Regions from separate parts of the Homo sapiens genome. Here region 1 is linked to region 2. A link is an interaction called in ENCODE POLR2A ChIA-PET data of the cell type or tissue named here. Cell type or tissue: PC-9. All regions are shown on one strand. Links, peaks and the distances in the headings refer to the core of each region. The heading gives the core; the rest is flanking DNA. Region 1 overlaps S100PBP (S100P binding protein). Region 2 holds the start of NHSL3 (NHS like 3).

Region 1 (4,389 bases), core at 181-4,180, 82 kb after region 2:
TTGGTCCTATTAAGGTGGCTTAAAATATTTTTTCCAAGAGACCAAAAGCCCTCTTTGGTCTTTACTCTTGCACAGTTTGTTATAGATTGTACTGAATTTAGAAGGCCTGAGTTTGGATTCTAGCTCTGCCATTTGCTGACCAATCCTGTGCAAGTCTGTCACAGATGTAGTGGGAAAAACATTGCATTTGGAATTAGACCTGGGTTTCGATCCTTGTTCTAACATTATTAGCTATGTATACTCAGTTAAGTTACTTCATGCTTCTGAACTTTAGTTTCCCAAGAGGGAAAAATCTATTGAACTCTCCATTTGGCCAACCAAGGGCTTGAACTAGACCTTTTGTAAGGAGTTAGAATGGGGGGCAATGGCCCAGAAAGGGCATCTAAGAAATGTAGCTGCTTAACCCCAGTGCCTGTGATAACCTGTCTGACAACCATAAATTTTCTTAAGTCAAAGAATGTTTTCCATACTAAACTTTTTTTTCTAACTGCTTCCTAAAGAAATGAATAACTCAGTCACTAATGCAGAGAAATTACTTTTCATAGAGGCAGCTGCTTCAACACCTAGAACTCTCAACAATTGCTGGAATATAGTATTGGTAAAATAAAATAAGTTTTAGCAGCTCTAGGTTTAAATACAACAAAATGATTTCTTTGATAAGATTAATTTTACAGAATTGTGTTGAGAGGCTAAGTTAGAGTCGTAAAATGTGTCTCAGAGCACCTGGTTTATAATAGGTATTTAGTATTTCTTTTTCTCCCATTTCATTTCTAATATGAGTAAGTTTAACTAGGTCCCTTCTAATTCTAGAACTCTATAATCCCTCCCTTTGCTTCTCTTTCTCTAGTACTTTATTGTCCATACCATTTTATATTATCTCATGTTGGTGTTTAATTTTCAGTGTTGTTTCTCTAGCAAGATTATACATTAAGATTATACATTACGTATTATACATTATGAGGGCAGGAGCTATACCTTGATTTGTTGGAAATCATAAAGAGACATATGCAGCTTGTGGTGTGTGATGATTGTAGCTCAAAAAATATCTTCTAAAAGAATGCATGAACTAGGCTGGGTGCAGTGGCTCACGCCTATAATCCCAGCACTTTGGGAGGCCGAGGCAGGCGGATCACAAGGTCAGGAGATGGAGACCATCCTGGCTAACACAGTGAAACCCCATCTCTACTAAAAATACAACAAATTAGCCGGGCGTGGTGGCGGTCACCTGTAGTCCCAGCTACTCGGGAGGCTGAGGCAGGAGAATGGCGTGAACCTGGGAGGCGGAGCTTGCAGTGAGCCAAGATCGCAAGATCGTGCCACTGCACTCTAGCCTGGGCAACAGAGTGAGACTCCGTCTCAAAAAAAAAAAAAAAAGGAATGCATGAACTAAAGTTAAAGCTCAGGGTGTGGTATGGAGGGTCATGGAGTAGGGGAAATTTTATAGTTAACAAGGCTACAAGTACTTTTCCAAATTTTTGAGTTCAGTATTTAAGCATTTCTTATACTTCTCAGATATGTGAAATACTAGCATTTTATCACCTTTCCCATCTGGAAAATAATTATAGATTAGGTCTGTCATTAGCTGTTTAAAAACTAGGTTTTAATTATACAACTAACTAAATATTCAAGTAGAAAAGTAAAATGATACAAAGTCCAACCTTGACCTACCTTTATGGTCCCTGCGAGTTATAATAGTCATCAATTTTTGTTTGTATCTTTTTTTTTTTTCTTTTGAGACAGGGTCTTGCTCTGTCACCCTGGCTGGAGTGCAGCGATATGATGACTGCTCTCTGCAGCCTTGACCTCCCATCCTCAAGTGATCCTCTCACCTCAGCCCCATGAGTAGCTGGAACTATAGGCGTGTGCCACCATGCGCCGCTGATTTTTCTGTTTTTTTGTAGAGACAGCATTTCACGTTGTGCCCAGGCTTGTGTTTGTATCTCTAATGACCTTTTTTTTTTTTTTGCATTTTTTCTATACATATATATATATATATATAAAGATTTGTGTGTGTGTGATCATGATTAATTTTTAGATTTTTGGTGGAACCTTAGACATTGCCTAGCACCCCTTTTCCATCCCTTTCCCATTTTGTAAATGAGGAAACAAGTCTAAATGGTCAAGTGGCATACCCAAGTTATTGGAGCTGGCTAGTGATACAACCAGGACTACACCCCAGGTCTTTGGACTCCCATGCCAGTATTCATCCTACTAAAGTAGATGATAGTCTTAAGAAAGTACAAATTGTTGGGAGGAACAAAACTAGTTTGCTTAGTTGCATAATTTTTTTTTCTTTGAAGATTTCTTTGGTGTGCTTGACTCAGAAAATCCAACTTTCTGGTATTACAAAAAAAATCAAGATTAAAATTAATACATCGAGCACCTTAAAGCATAATACAGTTGACTTTGTAATTAGCAGAGTTGAAAGTGATGAGAAGATCCTCTAATTTTCTTTTTGCCTGCAGGAAGGTGGGAGTCAATCATTTTGACAAGTCTCCTGAAAGGAACAGCTAGCAGGAACTGAAACCTTTTTCCATTTGGTCTCGTGGCAAAGGCAGAGATTGCTCCAGCAGCTCCACACAGTATGGAAGACAGTTATTTACCTTCTTGTGTTCTCGAATTTTGTTTTATTTCAAAAGTAATACATTTTTGTTTTGTGTTAAAGTGTAAACTGAATATTCAGACATTTTACATAATATACATTTGTTTTGTTTGTATGTTGTAGATATCATTCCATGATAGTACATACAGATCTACTTCATTGTGTTTTTAAATAATTGAAAAGTACTCCATAGCACAAACATACCATGATTTACTGAACAGTTCTCTTGGTAATAGACATTTAGGTTGCCTCCAGGATTTGGCTACTTTGAACATCCATGTATATATATATGAAGTTCTAGAAGTGAAATTGCTGGGTCAAATGGTGTAGTCAAATTACTCTTCACAAAATATCGTACTGACTTAACGCTTTTACTGATAGTGTGTGAATGCTCGTTTCTCCACATCCTCACCAATCCAGATTATCATGGCATCTTAATTATCACCATTTTGATAGGCAAAAGTATCTCATTGTTCTAACGTGTATTTCCATGTTTCTGGTAAGGTTAAATATCTTAAAATTATTTCTTATGCTACAAGTCACAGTGCAAAGATTTTGAAATACTAGAACATTACCCACATATAGTGGACTGGAGTTGGTATAAGGTTATTTTCTCTTCCTCAGTGAAATTGTCTCTTATTTCTCCAGAAATGATGTGCTCACGGGTGCCCTCTGAACAGTCTTCTGGTACCTCTCTCTTGCCTAAAGACGGTGCCCCATTTTCTTGGGATTCCTTGGATGAGGATGGATTGGATGACTCCTTGCTGGAGCTGTCAGAGGGAGAAGAAGATGATGGTGATGTAAATTACACAGAGGAAGAGATTGATGCACTGTTGAAGGAAGATGACCCATCATATGAGCAGTCTTCTGGGGAAGATGATGGTGGGCATGTTGAGAAGGGAGAAAGAGGGAGTCAAATTCTACTTGATACTCCCCGAGAGAAAAATTCATCGTACAGCCTGGGACCAGTAGCTGAGACTCCTGACCTCTTCAAACTACCTCAGCTAAGTACATCAAGTGGTCATGGACCAGCTCATACTAAACCATTAAACAGACGCTCTGTACTAGAAAAGAATCTTATAAAAGTAACTGTTGCACCATTTAATCCAACAGTTTGTGATGCTCTGCTTGATAAGGACGAGACTGATTCGTCCAAAGATACTGAAAAACTCTCTTCCCTTGGAGAAGAGATGAGAGAAGATGGTCTTAGCCCAAATGAAAGCAAACTTTGTACTGAATCTGAAGGGATCAGCCCCAATAACTCTGCCTGGAATGGGCCCCAGCTCTCTTCTTCAAACAATAACTTTCAACAGACTGTCTCTGATAAAAATATGCCTGACAGTGAGAACCCTACGTCTGTATTCTCTCGGATCTCAGACCATTCAGAGACTCCTAATATGGAGTTATCCTGCAGAAATGGTGGTTCACACAAGTCAAGTTGTGAAATGAGATCTCTGGTTGTTTCCACCTCATCAAACAAAGTAAGTATATTTTATTCAAGGTGAAGAGAAAAATGAAATTATTTTTATTCAGATGTATAGCAGAGTTTCCATATACCTGCTATCTCCACACATACACAACTTCCCCTGCTGTGGGCATCCTACACCACAGTGGTACATTTGTTATAATCTGGCAGAGCTTTGTATTCAGACAAATTGGGGTTTGAATCCTGACTAGCACTGTGACCCTGGGCTAATTATTTAGCCTCTATGTTTCCCCACATTTCTTATCTAAATTGGAGTAAATAATACTTCATAGTATAATAAGGATTAATGAAATAATGTATT
Region 2 (4,389 bases), core at 114-4,113:
ACCAGGACCAAGAGAAAGCCGTGTGACCAGAGTCAGATTGGGTGATTCTGGCCACCCCACTGGTATGGACATCACAAGGCCCTTCTGGGGACTGACGGAGGAGGTTCAAGGGTGCTGAACCCACAGCTGGTCCCCAGCGCAATTTCTAGTCCTTAGGGTTTGAAGCCTTGGACCAGCCTGAGACAAAACCCAGATGACCATCTTGGCTCCTCTCCCGCTGACCACCTCTGTCCCCTTCTGGCCTCCATTTCCGTTGTCGTGGGATCAGATGATATAAAAGGGCTTGGTCAGCTGTAATAGACCCAGAGGCCTGTAGGCAATGAGTACAGCAATTTCAGGATTCTTAATGTTTCCTTTCCTACCAGCCTCCCAGTCACACCTCTCACCTGCCCAGAGTTCAACCCTAATTAGTGTTGAGCATCTCAGTGGGAACTCCTGGTCCAGGCAGGAGTGCCCTGGGGCCTCAAATCCTAGTCCAAGGGTAAACGGAGGAAGGGCTATCCTCATCTTGCCACCAAAGGGTGAGGCAGGAACACAGTGGACCTGGGCCCCCGCTGCACACCGAAGATGGTTGGAGCCTGGAAGGTGTGGTAAAGAGCGAGGAGGCGACCCCAGTCAGCAGATGGGAGGGAAATGCCCACTGCGGGTCACAGGTCTTGGACGTGTCTGAAGCCTCTATTCCTGGCGCAAGCGCCCCAACACTGTCGGGGCTTGGAAGGAATTCTCCAAATTCCCTTATTCCAGGAAAAAATATTCCAGAATCCCCTGTCTATTCCCAGCCCAAACTTGGGATACCAAGTCTCCTGGGGTCCAACCCCAGCCTCTCGCTCCTCCTTTCCTGCGCCCTTCCCCTTTCCGTCCCCACCCCATACCACCCTCTTCCGAACAGATCTCCCGCGGTGCCCCCTGCGGGACGGAACCTCAGTGCCGCCCCCTCCCGGGCGGCCCCACGACCCGCCCTCTCGGGCCCCAGCGGGGGGCACGACCCCGGGCTCCCGGGACCCCCTCCTCTCGGGACTGGACCTCGCCCTCCGCCGGGACCGGGGGAGGCGGGGAGGGGCCGCAGGCAGCGGCGCTCCCGCCCTGCGGCCGCTCCCGCCCCGCTCCTTCCCTCCCCGCCGGCCTGCGCCCCGCCCGCCGCTCGGCCGGCCCCTCCCGCGCCGCTCCCGCCGTCCGCTCTCCGCGCCCGCTCGGCCTCCGCCGCCCAAACTTTTCTCCGGGCGCGCGTCCCCGGCGGCCGCCCCCGGCATGGGCACCGCGCCGCAGGGGGCCTGACCCGCCGCCCGCTCCGCCCCCGCCTGCCATGGCGGCCCGCGCGCCCCCCGCCGCACCTGCGGCCGAGGAGCCGGGGAACCCGGGCGGCCCCCCGCGCAGGAAGAAGTCCCGCTCCGGCGCGTCCGGCCTCCGCCGCGCCTTCAGCTGGCTGCGGGGCAAGCGGCGCAAGAAGAAGGCGGCGGGGGCCGAGGGCGCCGAACCGGCCGCCCCCCGGGCCAAGAAGGCGGAGGACAAGGCCAAGAGGGCCAAGGGCAAAGGCCGAGGTAAGGCGGTCGGCACCTGGGCTGAGCGCGGGGGGGCGTCGAGGGTGCGGCCGAGGGGGCTCTGCCGGGGGTCCGCGCGCGGCGTGTTGGAGGGGGGTGACCCCCAGGAGCTGGTGCTGGAAAGCGAAGAGGCCAGGGCTGAGTCCGAACACTTCCACCCTGCGCTGCCTTCCGCAGTTTCCAGACCCAGTCCTGCCCCGCTGTGAGGGGAGGGGACCCCCGGCTGGGGCAGGGATCCCCTGGCAGAGCAGGAAGTGCTGGTAGCCCGACTCCAGGGCGGTGAGGCGATTCCCCCTCCCCCAGGCTCACCGAGGTTCTGCCCTCTGCTGAGTCAGGGGGTCAGAGACTTAACGCTGGCCTGTGGCCAATGGGAGAGACAGGTGGCCTTGGGTCTCTGGTGGGGACCCTCTGGGTCTGGAAGGTCAACCGCACTCACAAAGAGTTTCAGCTCCAGCTGGATCTGGATTTCCAGCCCCACAAAGGACCTCACATGGAGCACAGTGTGCCCTGCCTTAGCTTCTTAACAGTGCTGGCTTTTCCCACCTGGCCTCCCTCAACGCTCACCTGGGCCAGGCCACAAACATCACCTCCTGGGGTAGTGAGCTCACCAAGGTGAACCAACCCGCCCCTCCCTATCACTCCTTCTTCCAGCCCTGGAGAAACATGCCAGTGTCGGAAGTGTGCTTACAGATGGGGGAAACTGAGGCCCAAGCTCAGTGGAGAGGCTGTACCTGGGCTGGGGTGGGTACTTAAAATTCAACAGCTAATTCTCAGTCTTTCTGAATTTGAGTCCCTGGGCTCCTCCTCTGGCCTGGACGGGCAGCCTGAAAGGCGGGGAAGCCGACCTGGCCCATCCCTGCTGGGGTCATTTTCAGTTCCTTTCTTGGGCCTTCCCTCATTTTCCAGTTTCTGTCTTCCTTTTGATGGGGAGGGCTTGAGTCTTTGCAAGAGGGTGGAGCTCCCTTGGGGCTTGCTGTCCTGGGAAGTCCACCTTTCCTAGACTGCTGCTGCAGTGCTGGAGGTGAGGAAATGGCTGGGTGTGCGGGCCCATCCCATTCTGCCTGTGTTTACCCTCCCAGTGTCCTTTAACCACCTCTTCTGGGAGAGTTAGAAGGAACACTTTAGGGGTCAGGAAGAGGGTGGAAAGCCTCATGTGTGATTGTATCCGGCTTGATCTTCCTTTTGGATAAGGGCCCTGCTTCCCTGCGGCACAGCCACACATAGAAGTGAGGGTGCTGGGGCTGGGGTGACTGGGCCAAACCCTGAGGGAGGACTGGATTTGGGTGAGGGGTGTTTCCAAAGCCTCTGCAGTCCTAACAGGACATGGAGTCTGTCCCAGGGCTGCCCCACTGGGATTCAGTCTGAAGTCATCCCCGTCTCATTCAAGAGGGCATTGCAGCAGGATGTATTGTGGTCAGACTGTCAGGATTGGCAGGCAGAAGGCTAGTGGACTAGCAGTGTATACTCCAGGGCAATGGACCTTTTTCCTCTGGGAGACCAGCCTGGAAGGCAGGGGGCTGGAAAAGCTGAGCCTGTAGGTCACTGCTCCAACAGCCTGGGTTTGGGTTCATTGGGTCAGTGGCCAGGCCTCCCTCTTGCCTTGTGTTTGGTATCAGGTGGCTCTGGGCTTTCTGGGCAGCATGTCGGCCTGATTTGAGCCCACGTGCATGGGTAACACCTCCTTGCCCCTGGCTGTTGTTTCTCCAGGTCTGGAGGTGGCCCTGGGTATGACTGGAGGAAGTCCTGTTCCCTTTTACTCCAGCCTCCTATTATTGCAACTGTTTCCTTGTCACCTGCCTGGCCCAACTTCTTTTCTGTTTATTAAGAGAAATAAATCTGATCCCACTAATCTCCACTGGCAACGCTGGCCAGGAACGGGAAGCCTGCAGAAGGCTTAACTCTTTCAGGGAGAATGTTCAGAATGGAGATTGGGAGAGGTGGGGAGGAGGGATACACAGGAGATTCCTGGGAGGTCAGGGATCTTTGCTGGGGAAGTCATTATCTCCTCCATTCCAATCTCTGGCTCAAAGACCTATGAGAGGCAGGTCTTGATTCCTCTAATCTGACTCTCCTACTTTAAGATGGAAAAACTGAGCTTGTCATGGAGTTTTGAGCACCAGTCTTCCATGATTCCCTTGCTGACCTCACTACCCTGCACAAACTTAGAAGAAGAGAGGAAGTCTGACATTTATTGATTAGTCTGAATATGTCAAGATCTTACTTGCAGATGAAAAAATTGAGGCTCAGGGACAGTGAGTGACTGATTTGACCAAACGGATTTAAACTCAAATCACCTGCCTCAAAAATCGGGACTGTTTTCATGACTCTCCCAAGGACATAGAGCAGCAGGTAAGGCTTGAAGATCTTCTTGTTCAACTCACTTTACAGATGGGAAATGGCCCAGAGAGAGAAGTGAGGGAACTTGATAGAGTGGGGAGAGTATCAGAATCAGGCCAATGAGAGTTTAAATCCTGGCCCAGCTACTAGCAAGCCCCATGATGTAGGATGAGCAACTTCTCAGTGGGCTCCCTGATTCCACCACTGTCTTGTGGGGAAGAAAGGGGGAATCCTCTGGCTGGACATTGCCTTGATGGGCTGTGACCTTTCTGTCTCACCAAGATTCTCACAAGAGAGCATATGAAAATTATATTAAAGGCTGGGCGTGGTGGCTCATGCCTGTAATCCTAGTATTTTGGGAGACCGAGGCGGGCAGATTGCCTGAGCTCAGGAGTTCGAGACCAGCCTGGGCAACACGGTGAAACCCCGTCTCTACTAAAATACAAAAAATTTGCCAGACAAGGTGGCGTGCACCTGTAGTCCCAGCTACCCGGAAGGCTGAGGCAAGAGAATT

The links. Peaks named below come from ENCODE experiments on the same cell type or tissue, not always from the same donor. Only the 100,000 strongest peaks of a DNase experiment are listed, where the experiment ranks them.
Region 1: POLR2A ChIA-PET joins it to region 2 with 7 read pairs; 6 of 35 experiments call an interaction of 5 or more read pairs at or near these places.

What each region holds. Positions count from the first base shown.
Region 1 is chr1:32,822,848-32,827,236 of GRCh38, forward strand. It overlaps S100PBP (S100P binding protein), which reads left to right. Exons shown (of 7, transcript NM_022753.4): 2 at 2,466-2,582; 3 at 3,251-4,083. The coding sequence starts at 3,253. Among named protein-coding and RNA genes, the nearest start is that of S100PBP, 7.4 kb to the left of the region's middle. In PC-9, for the core only: no CTCF peak of the experiment used is centred there; no DNase peak of the experiment used is centred there.
Region 2 is chr1:32,740,652-32,745,040 of GRCh38, forward strand. It overlaps NHSL3 (NHS like 3), which reads left to right and starts at 1,179. Exons shown (of 7, transcript NM_020888.3): 1 at 1,179-1,538. The coding sequence starts at 1,304. In PC-9, for the core only: a CTCF peak has its summit at 899 (motif pointing left); DNase peaks (open chromatin) are centred at 2,080, 2,470 and 3,240; H3K4me3 peaks cover 3,466 bases; H3K27ac peaks cover 3,354 bases.